Linked DNA regions of Mus musculus: region 1 is linked to region 2. The links are chromatin loops, found by intact Hi-C in ENCODE. Cell type or tissue: gastrocnemius. All regions are shown on one strand. Each heading gives the region's core, and the rest is flanking DNA. Links, peaks and the distances in the headings are about the cores only. Region 1 has its middle 4.0 kb from the start of Gm34535. Region 2 has its middle 250 kb from the start of Lmx1a.

What was found. Peaks named below come from ENCODE experiments on the same cell type or tissue, not always from the same donor. Only the 100,000 strongest peaks of a DNase experiment are listed, where the experiment ranks them.
Region 1: a loop joins it to region 2, with 14 times the contacts of the local background. A loop is called at or near these places in 17 of 42 quality-filtered maps.

What each region holds. Positions count from the first base shown.
Region 1 is chr1:169,456,272-169,461,653 of GRCm38, forward strand. No RefSeq gene overlaps it. Among named protein-coding and RNA genes, the nearest start is that of Gm34535, 4.0 kb to the right of the region's middle. In gastrocnemius, for the core only: a CTCF peak has its summit at 3,314 (motif pointing left); DNase peaks (open chromatin) are centred at 2,891 and 3,317; H3K4me3 peaks cover 261 bases.
Region 2 is chr1:167,938,961-167,944,342 of GRCm38, forward strand. No RefSeq gene overlaps it. Among named protein-coding and RNA genes, the nearest start is that of Lmx1a, 250 kb to the left of the region's middle. In gastrocnemius, for the core only: a CTCF peak has its summit at 3,167 (motif pointing right); DNase peaks (open chromatin) are centred at 3,200, 3,380 and 4,422; H3K4me3 peaks cover 459 bases; H3K27ac peaks cover 306 bases.

The DNA of each region.
Region 1 (5,382 bases), core at 258-5,257, 1.5 Mb after region 2:
ATCCTTCCTGTCTTGTTTCCTGAGTGTGTTTTCCTGTGTGAGAGGCGCCTGTATCTCAATGTTCTTCCTCACCTCACTGGGCATCACTTCCCTGCTTCTTGTCCAGGGATCCTTCAAAGTCTTAGCCAGCGCCAGCCTGTCCTGACTAGCTAGCCCTCTCCAAGTGAAGCTAATCGACTCCCTATTAGATAGTTGGTTTGGATTGTCAGCGGATGAAAGTTAGACTCACCATGGAAACATACTTCTGAATGGGTCGTTGACATATGTGTGTATCTCCAGAAACATTGACCTGCAGAGAGATCAACCATAGACATGGGCGATGCCAGCCCATGGGTTGACCTACCTCTGTTCTGTGACTGAAGTTGCAGCTTGACCAGCTGCCTCATGCTCCTGCCAGGATGATACCTGTTCCCCTGAACCGTAAATCAAAATAAGCCACTCCTTTCTTAAGTTGCTTTTGCCATAACCACAGGAACTGTAACTGATGCCCCATCTACCTCTAAAGCCCGCTCCTCACTCGTCTCCCCTCCAACTCCCAGGACGTTGCATAGAGAAGTACACTGGCCTCTTCCTTTTAGCTCTGGGTCCCACCTCCCAGATGATCAACAGTAATCATAAATGGTTTCTGTGGTCCTCACTATTTAGACCTCCTGCGAGACAGGCAGAGCCAGCATTTCTATTTTACAAATAAGAAAACAAAGCTCACGTGTGGTTAAATTGCTCATAAAACATGCCTACCGATAGAAAGTGATAGGAGCCTGGCTGGGTCCCAGCTCTTGTCTGTGTCCTGTGTGTTCTCTAGTACCCTGTGTTCCCCCTACAGAGCATTGCTGAGTGGACAGCTGTCTAAGATATGGATACAATACTTCTCAAAATACCTCCCAAAGCCAGGTAGCTCATCCCTGTAGCCTCAGTATTTGGGAGGCTGAGGCAGGAGGATTTTCATGAGCGTGGGGTAACATGTGCTACAAAGGGTCAGATCATCAAGAGCTACAGGCTCAAATCTTTTCTCAAAAAAAGAAGAAGAAGAAGAAGAAGAAGAAGAAGAAGAAGAAGAAGAAGAAGAAGAAGAAGAAGAAGAAGAAGAAGAAGAAGAAGAAAGAATCCTCCAGGTGTTAATTTCCTATAACTTCCCCCTTGTTATTTCTGCCAGTCTACTACTACAGAGTAATGCTTTTGGGTAAATGCAGCTTTCCCCCCAGGCATTCAGTTTAAGCTCTAAATATCCTAGGATATGGTTGGCACCTCTGAGGACCCCATAATAAATGTAACTAACTTAAACTCTGAAACCTAAAACACCTAGCTTATTCATATAAAGCCCTTTAATGTTGGTGTGAGTATGTACAGTTGCATTTAGTTGCATACACGTGTACATGTATGCATGCATGTACATTTGGAGGCCATAAGACAGACTCAGCTGTCCTTTCTCAAGTGCTATCTACTTCTATGTGTGTGGGGGGGTGGTGGCATAATCTCCCCCATAGGCATGGGAAATATCTGTCTTTCTCTCCCTGGCAATAGACTGTCACAACTAAGCAATTATGCCCAGGCCATTTCAACCTGTGTTCTGGTGGACCAAAGTTAGGACATTGTTCTTTCAAGTCAATCACTTTGCCAGCTTTAGATATTATACAGACTAGATCTTGGTCTATATAAATGGGAGTGTTAGATACATGGCAGAGTTACTGTAAAGAATTTTAAGAATATACATAAAATACTGGATACACACACACACACATATATATGTATATATATAATCAATAAGTCACACAAGTTTTAAAATATAAAGTTAAATGTGATATGGGAGGCTGAGAGTTCCTATTAAATTGTTCTGCCATTCAATAACTCTATAGGTAGAAGAATAGCTGCTCTGTTAATTAATTTTCATATTTATGAAACATTGTCATTATATTATCAACACTACCCTCACAAACAAACACAATAATGCACTATAAGTTGTTCCCAGAGCAAGTAATAATAATAAAAAAAAAAACCCAGCTAGATGATAGGTTCAGTTGTCACATCACTTCTGCCATAGGATGAGCCCCAGGCGTTCCCCTGTCCAGTATCTCTTGTTCCTTCTAAACAGCAGCATCATATGCTGATGGGATGTCTTCCCGATAAAATGGACCAAGATATCAGGAAAAGGAGAGCACTGAAGATGGAAAGAGAGGGGGTGGGGTAGCATTCAAGAGGTCACAGAAACCAAGTCTGTCGCTTCCACAATGAGGTACCCAGAGGATACCCTCCCAATTAGGAGGCCCACTCCTGGAAAGGTGGCCATTGCTCTCTGTCCTCCTTGAGACACTACACTAGCTCCCTTTGCCTCACCAAAAAGTACCCCTCCCTGCTCCTCAACACCCACATCCATCATGGACCAAGTCTCTTCCCACCATTTATTGACACTCATTTTCCCGTTCCCCATGTGTGCAAACGCAGTGTGGCCTTTCTGGCAAGTGGAAAGAGAAGAGGAATGTGCCGGGGCACCCTCATGCCAAGTGCTAGAATGCCCAGTACTGTGTATCACTGCACGTAATGACTTGAGAGAGAAAGAGACAGACAGACAGACAGACAGACAGACAGAAAGACAACAGATCATCTCAGGCAGAGGCAACAGAGAAGCAGCACCCATATACCACCCCCTCTCCCCGTTGCAACCTAAAAAAGGACAATCAGGTTGTCTTCATGTCCAGAGAGCAGAGGTCAGCTCCAGAACGAGGGAGGTCACTGTCGAAAATGGGCTTCAGGACCCAATTATGTCCCTCATGACATTGGTTTGCAGTGCAGAACCAATTTGAAAATGTGGCATGATCAGCAGTTTCGCCCCAGGAGAGTCCAGGACCAGAGGAAAGGGGTGTCATAAATCAAGCCTCAGTTGCCCTGAGTGGGAGCCCCGGGCTGGACTAGGCCAGGCGGCTGTGAGGCAGGATTGAGATGCATTGGCTGAGCTGTGACGGTGACCCCCAGACTGAAATAATTGGGGTTGGGGGAGGTGCATCATGGGTCAGACTAAAGGGTGGTGAGAGAATATAAGGGGTGGGGACTGGGAGGAAGAGCTTTCAAAAGGCCTGCCTAGACAATGACAGGCTCTGGTCAGAGTAATTATCTGCCATGTTCAGAAGTACTGCATTCACTTTTAAAGGACACACATACGCACAAGCCACACAAATACACAGGCACAAAAGGGAGAAAAACCCTCCTGAGAGAAAACAAAGTATGACTACTATACAGCAAAAACAGTAGATCCCAGAGGGAAAGGCGATTGAAACTTAGGAACTTCATTCCAAAGTAAACAGTGCCCTCTAGAGGCACGAGGCTCACATGCAGGTGAAGTCAAACAAAAGAAGTTTCGGCGGAAGTGACCCTCGAGCTTTAGATGGCCTGGAAGGAGGACGATCCCATGCATTTCCTCTTCAGACTGAGTATCCATCATCCTTTCCCCAAGGCAGGTTTACTCCAGTGACTGTGAGGATGCCTTTAGCTGAACACACTTGCCAATGGACTGCTGTGTCATGGGAAGTTTCATTTATAAAATTGAGTGTATGTGTGTGTCTGTGTGTGTGTATATATATATATATTTATATATGTATATATATATATGTATGTATGTATGTATGCAGAGAGAGAGAGACTTCAGGATACTTTGTAGCGTAAATATTTTTGAAGCCTATATTATGACATATTCTGTCAATTTCCTCAATAAATCTAAATTCAAAATTGATCTCACAAGTGCCAGGCCAAGTGATAAAAGGCTAATAGGAGACCATTAAAGGCAGAGTTCATTGAGTTCCCACCATGAATCTCTCCAGAAGCAGAGTCTACTCTGGTCTCCCTTTCCAGGCTTCTAGTTAGACGTTTACCACACATCTCAGCCACTTCCTTACCAATGCCTCCCTCTCTCCTCCCTTTTACACAGCTGTCCCTATTGGGGAAAAGAAATCCTAGCTTCAAATAACCAGATGCAACCTCAAATTGAAACCCACTGGCATCAGGCCACATGCACAGTGATCTGAGATTCCATTGTGTTGTCACATCATGGCTGACAGTGACCTTCTCATTTGGCTGGTGGAAGGAGCCATCAACGTAGTCATGGGAGATATCCAAGTTGGTGTCCAACAACAACAAAAAAAAAGTGTCTCTTCCTTCCCTTCTATAGAGAAATAGCAGAGACTCCAGCCACCAATCTCTTCCTCCTGGGTCCACACTGCATCCCAAATGCCACCAGACAGGTACCCAAGTCATTGTCACCCAGCCACCCATCCCTACTACCACCATCAGCATCTGGTGAAAACAAACTTCTCAGGCATTTAATGTCCCTTTCAGTCCTCGTTCTATTGCACCTTCTAGCTCACTGCCTTCTGGAACATTCTAAGACAGACCATCTGCCTTATGAAGGCTACCTCACCCATTTCTACTCCCCTCTGCAAAATTCAAAATGTCTACCATCTCTCTCTCTGCCAGACTCCAGACTCATCTTTGTTGAGGTCTCTCCAGCTATTCCCAACCTTTGATATCTTGACCAGTTTGGACTCTGGAGAATTGAATCAACTTATTCCTACAGTGTTGGGATTGAGCCCAGGGCACCCAGGAGCACACATGCTGAGAAAGTCCCTTCTACCGCTGCCCAGCCCCTTTTCATGCCTTATTAATTTAAAATTTAAAACTATATAAAGAATGATGCACATCTCTAAGTATGGACATGGAAAGATGACTGCTTCATTGGTGACTTGAGGGAATAAATATAATGTGTATTTTGAGCCACTTTTGTTTTAAAAAAATACACACACACACACATGTGTGTACACATCTATAAACACACAGTTACAATGGACAGGGATGGTCAGGAGTTTCTACTTTTTAAACATTCTATGATTTTGGGATTTTTTAAACATTTTTTCATTCTGTCTGTATATACTTTTTGATTTTAGAAAAACAACATTTTTCAAATAAATCAACAAACATTCACTTGCCAAGTGTTAATCTAATTGCTAGGGGGCCTCTAGGGTGGTCTTGGCTTTCTACAGAATTAATATCTGGGAGAAAAATTCAACAGAAGACTGAGACAGGAATATGCAAAGAGCTATGAACTTAGTCAAATCCAGGGGAACTCGTAGACATAGGATGTCAGCTTTGTTGGAGGCTAAGCAAAAGAAAAAAAAATTTTACTGGAGGACCAGGCAAATGAAAACCACACTAGTGTCTTACTGAGTGCATGCCCACTGAGTGGAAAAGAAAGCACTGGGCACTCTTGGTGGAGGGAAAAGACTCACGATAACAAAGGTGTTGGCCTATCTAGGGAGGAGCAAGCAATTCTGCATGTGTAAACAAGAACATGTAGGAAAAGGAGAGAAAGAAGATGTTAGAGCAGCGGTTCTCAACCTT
Region 2 (5,382 bases), core at 301-5,300:
CTTCTGCCAGGCCACACACTGAGGAAATTAACAAGACAAAACCCAAACCAACCATTTCCTGGCTAGGGGAGAGTGATGATGCTTGTACAGTCTTGGGGATAACAGAGTCTGTTTTGGGTGAAGCTCTTCGAAGGGAAAGCTTAGACCCTTGAAGCTGAGACCCTCAGCAGGCGATGCCCCAGAGGAGGAGCTCATCTAATATAACATTCGCTCAATTTCAGGGACTTCAAAGAAACCTTGATCCATCAGAATGGTGCGTGCAGTCTGCAGTCTAGAAGATCCTGGATGTTCTCATATCACCTCATGCTGTAGGAAGAGTGGCCACGAGTGTCTGCTTTGGAGAAGGCCTTGGATAAGTGGCGAAGAAAGGCCTGAAAAATCCAAAGGGCAAGAGATGTAGAGGGCAGGAGTCTACAATGCTATGGCAGAAGTTAAAGAGGAGAAAGTATGCACTCTAGCAGTGGCGAATACCACCACGGGCAGAGCCTTGAAGGCCTGGCATTGTGTGCCCACCCGAGCTCAAGGACAAAGGCTTCACAGGCAGAAGATGCGGAATGGAGGGGAATCATGAGTAGGGTACCCTGGCAGTTAGAAAAGGCACAGTGGACAGGAGTCGCCATTGGGGGGTACACTGGGCAGAGTCTCCCTTGAATCAGTCATTTTTTTGTATTTTTTTCCAGGATAGCAGCTAGGATGAGGTAGGGACCCAGAATTCAGTTGGGGAAGATGATGAACATTTACGGCCTTTCTGACTCTGTTTAACAAAGACCATATTCTCTTCATGGGTAACTCTCTATGGTTAGCCACCCTTGTTAAACAATTTTCAGGAGTTAGGCTCACAGTGTGGAAGCTATCTGCAGCGCCCAAGCAAACATCTGGTCTCGGATCACCACGCTTAGTTTTAATAGCATGTTGTCTCAGTTGGGTGTGGTTTTGTTTTTTATTGGACACAGTGTTTAGAACTAAGAACCAGGGCTTATGCTTTAAAGACCTACAGGAAAAAAAAAAGTCCCTAAGACTTCTATACTTTAGCAACTGAGGACAACTCAGTCTGGAGAACCCAAAGCCCAGAGCTAAAGCCATCAGCTCCATGGTCATCATTCCTGGTTTTAAGGACTATTCTTTGCCCTCTTGTGTTGCTGCGGTAAAATCTAAGAGACACTGTCCAGAGCTCCACCTGGTACCCCGGCTACCCTATCATTCTGACGCTCCAAGAATCCCCGTTTTCTTTTGGCCACCCTTGTGTTCTCTGAGATGCCTTGTCTGCCATTTCAAGATGGGATCACTGTCCTTTGGAAACAGCACAACCATTACTGTCTTAAAACCAAAGCAGCTTTGAGTACCCACACCAGCCCTCACATTGGGCCTATTAGCTTTGCCCTGTGAAAGGGAAAAGAAACTCAAAAGCCTCATGAAGTGCTCACTAGACTCTGTGAGATAGGAATACTCTCTTCACCTGAAATACCTAAGTGGTTAACAGTTTCTGGCGAATGGAGATATTCCTAGGTGGAGTAGCTGCCCATAAATTTCTCATGATCCTGTAGGTAACTCTAATAAAGTTATTATTATTACCAAATTGGACTTGGATGAAATGATTTCTTTGGTCTGGCATTGGTGGACTATGTGGAGTGAATACATATTTGTTCATGTATCCCAAGGAAAATAACACATTGTCCACACAGAAGGACACGAAGATAGCACAGCTTCAGGTCACAGAGAACATCTGGTTAAGAGACTCTTATGCTCCCAGGAGGGTCCAGGTCACCGGGGAATCTGCCAGGTTCTGTCCTCTGGGATCTTCAGGAACTTGTGATGTTTTGTTTCCTGTTAGCTTCTGTGGCTAGGCTTCGTGTGGCTAGGCTGGTAGATATCCTAAGATGCAGTGAGCAGTTCAGGAGACCCCGTTCTGTCCCCACCAACTTTGTTCATGAATGCCTTTTTTTGCGAAAGGTCAGTGTTCAACGAACCTAGAAACAATTCTTTGCTTTACCGGATATTTTTTACTGTTTCATTTTTAAAACATCATGGCCATCACCGTCGTCATCATCATTATTATTGTGTGTTGAACACGCAGAGGTCAGAAGACGACTTCGTGAGGTCAGTTTGGTTTTCTCTTTCCATCTTTATTTACATGGAATATAGGGCACAAACTAGGATTGGCAGGTTTGTGCTGCATGCATCTTTACCCACTGAGCAGCCTGGCCAATGTTTAATCATAACAATAAAGACAACAGCTACAGTAGCAGCAGCAAAAACAACAACAGCAACAATAGCAACATCAACAAAAATAACAACAGCAGCAGCAGCAACAACAATAACACCAACAGCAGCAGCAACAACAATAACACCAACAGCAGCAACAACAACAACAACACCAACAGTAGCAACAACAAGGACGACAACAACAAAATAACAGCAACAGCAGCAGCAGCAACAACAACAAGTGCCCCACAGCAGCAAAACCAGCCGTACCTTCAATACCAGGACAGATGGTCCTTGACTTATGATGTCTCGTGTATGAGGGCTGAACTTTACAGCATTGTAAAAGTGATGTGAATTCAGCAGAAAGCATGCTTCACATTTCAAATTTTTGATCAATTCCTTGGCTAGTGACAGGCATCATGACCCCGTCTCCAGGTTGGACAGTGTCAGTCAGCCGCAGCTCCCAGTCAGCCAGAGCATCAGCAGCATCGTGAGGAAAAACAACTGACAATGCTCAGGCAGTTGCTAAGCTGTGACATTTGGCAGTTAGGATTAAATGCACTCTGACTTCTGGCATTCTCACTATGATGTATCTATCGGCTCGGCCAGCACCTCTGAATGGTACCATCCCAACTGGTGCATTAATGCCTGTCCTTTTTCTAGCTTATCTGTCATTAGAGTCAAGGAACTTTATGTTCTAGGATACTCAGATCTGGATATTCACATACTTAAATACAGATTGCCTTGCTTTATCTAATTGACTAATTTAAATTTTTATTTTGTTTTAAAAATCACTTCCTTTGTATTTTTTTTGTAATAAGTACTTTTGTTGACTATTTCAAAATTACACAAATAGATACAATATGTTGAATACAAATAGCAAAAAGGAGTAGAATGTGACTGACACAGGGTGGTTAAGAGACATTTAAGGCTCAAGCGATTGATGCAATTTCACAAGAAATCCACTGGATGGCGCAAGAATCTCATGCAAATACGTCAGGGGTGGCTACTAGAGAATTCCATTTCTCTCACATTAAATCAAAAGTGATACAAATTGTTGTAAAAGGTGTGCATCTCCCCCACATCCTCACAAGGGATTGTATTTTTCTCCTTTTTTTTTTTGGCCTGTGTGTTGGCAAGGCACTAGTCTCCTGTATTCACGGTCAGAGCCGGCCCCTGAGTCTGTTTTCCCTAAGGTTCAATGCCAAGCCTTCAGACGTGGCCAGTTGCGCGGGGAAAATGACTGCTTTAGCTTTGGTAAAAATCTGAGGAGCAGAATTTTGAAGAATGAGAATTAAAGCTGTACTCCACACTGTGTTGAAGTTTGCCATACCAGCGTTACCGGCTCTGGGACAAACAGCACTGTCTTCTCCCCAGCGTAAAACACAGCATTAATATTAACATGGAGAAAGGGCCAAGCAAGAGAAACTGCATTGATGCTTTTATTCATTTATTTATCAGAGCAAAACTATTTTGTGTATGTGTATATGTGTTTGGTCATGTATATATGTATTCCGTGTGTGTGTGTGTGTGTGTGTGTGTGTGTGTAGGTCAGAGGTTAATGTCCAGTAGCTTCCTCAGTTACTCCCTTTGATGTCTTGTTTTGTTTGTTTTCATGGTGAATAATGTGTAGTTAAGATCAATAGCTGTTTGGAGTGTAGCTCAGTGCATGGGGCCCTGGGTTCAATCCCTAGCACCTCTAACTACAAGTCTATCTTTGGGGCTGGAAAGAAACTTCAGTGGTTACTATTGCATCCTGCTCATACAGAGGACCCAAGTTCAATCCCCAGCTATCAACCACCTGTGACCCCAGCTCCAGGAATCTAGTGCCCTCTTCTGGCCTCTGTGAGTGCCTGTGATCAATTGTGTAAACAGGTGGACACCACATAATTAAAATAAACCTTTGTTTTTTTAAGTAAAGAATTATCCGCGGGATTTAACTGGATTTCAGTGGAGCTGGAACTCCATTTAAGTGCTCCCAGATTTGTTGGCAATAGCTAGAGGACCATAATCAGGAGTCAGACGGACTTGTGCCTTCTTCTCCCCGCCAGCCTGATTGATTCTGGTTATTCCAACATAGAATTTCTTCCCAGCCTGGGGCTTATTGGCCTTGGCACCTATGACGAACAAAGTGTGTCATTGTCTTTGTCTGACATGGCTGACTTGGCAGTCAGGGGAAACTGGATGACGACATAGTGGTCGAGTTTGTTTTTCCTGGACATACTCTTGCCAAGGGCATTTGGACCACATCCAGAGTGGCCCTGCCTTGGGCTGCCAGAAAGTGGGTGACATGTACCCCTTCTCTTTTTTGTGACTGTGGACGTCTTTCTGCACCACTTTCTCGATCACGAGAGACTTTGGCTCGGAAGCTTTTGGTCTTCACTTTCATGGTTGTATTGGTCTCCACCTTAGTTTTGAGGCAGGGTCTCCCACTAAGCTTGCCAATTCCCCAACACTGCTGAGCTCGCCAGCCCCAGGGACTCCTCATGTCTGATGCCTCTGCTCTGCCCAACTGTGTATGCTTCTGAGAATCGAACTCTGGTCCCTATGCCTTTAGGGCAAGCACTTTAGCAACTGGGTCGTCTCCCAGCCTGGAAAAGTTATTTTATTTTATTTTATTTTATTTTATTTTATTTTATTTCATTTTATTATTCAGAGCATCTTCCAGATCTTAACATACTGTAGAGGCCTCAGCTGCCCGAGGTCAGGCAAGGGAAGGAGCCCTCACAATTGAAATCTGTCTCTTTTGTGTCTCACACAGCTCCTCGCCTAGGTTTCTATCCACATTTATAAGTGTGAAATGAGTGCGCAGAGCAGTTTCTGAGGTTTATTGGAAGAAACGGAGGCTGTGTAAAAAGCACAGACTGGGAACATGATGCAAAGTGGGAAGAAGCAGCTACGGTTCAAGGTCCTGGGTTCCTCAGGCTGGGGAGGCAGAGAGGCCCAGGGCAGAGACAAAATACTTGGGAAGCTCGAGGCTCCGCTCACGACCAGGTGGACCGCTCATCGTGGTGGATGCTGAAATGTTTACTATACAAACAAACACCCAAATTTGCTTTTATTTTATTTTCTAATTTCATCTGTTGCGATGCTTCACACTGCACACTTTGCTTAGAGCAGGTTAATTGCAGGATTACAAGGATGTGCGGAGGCCAGGGATTGATTATGCATGGCTCAAGC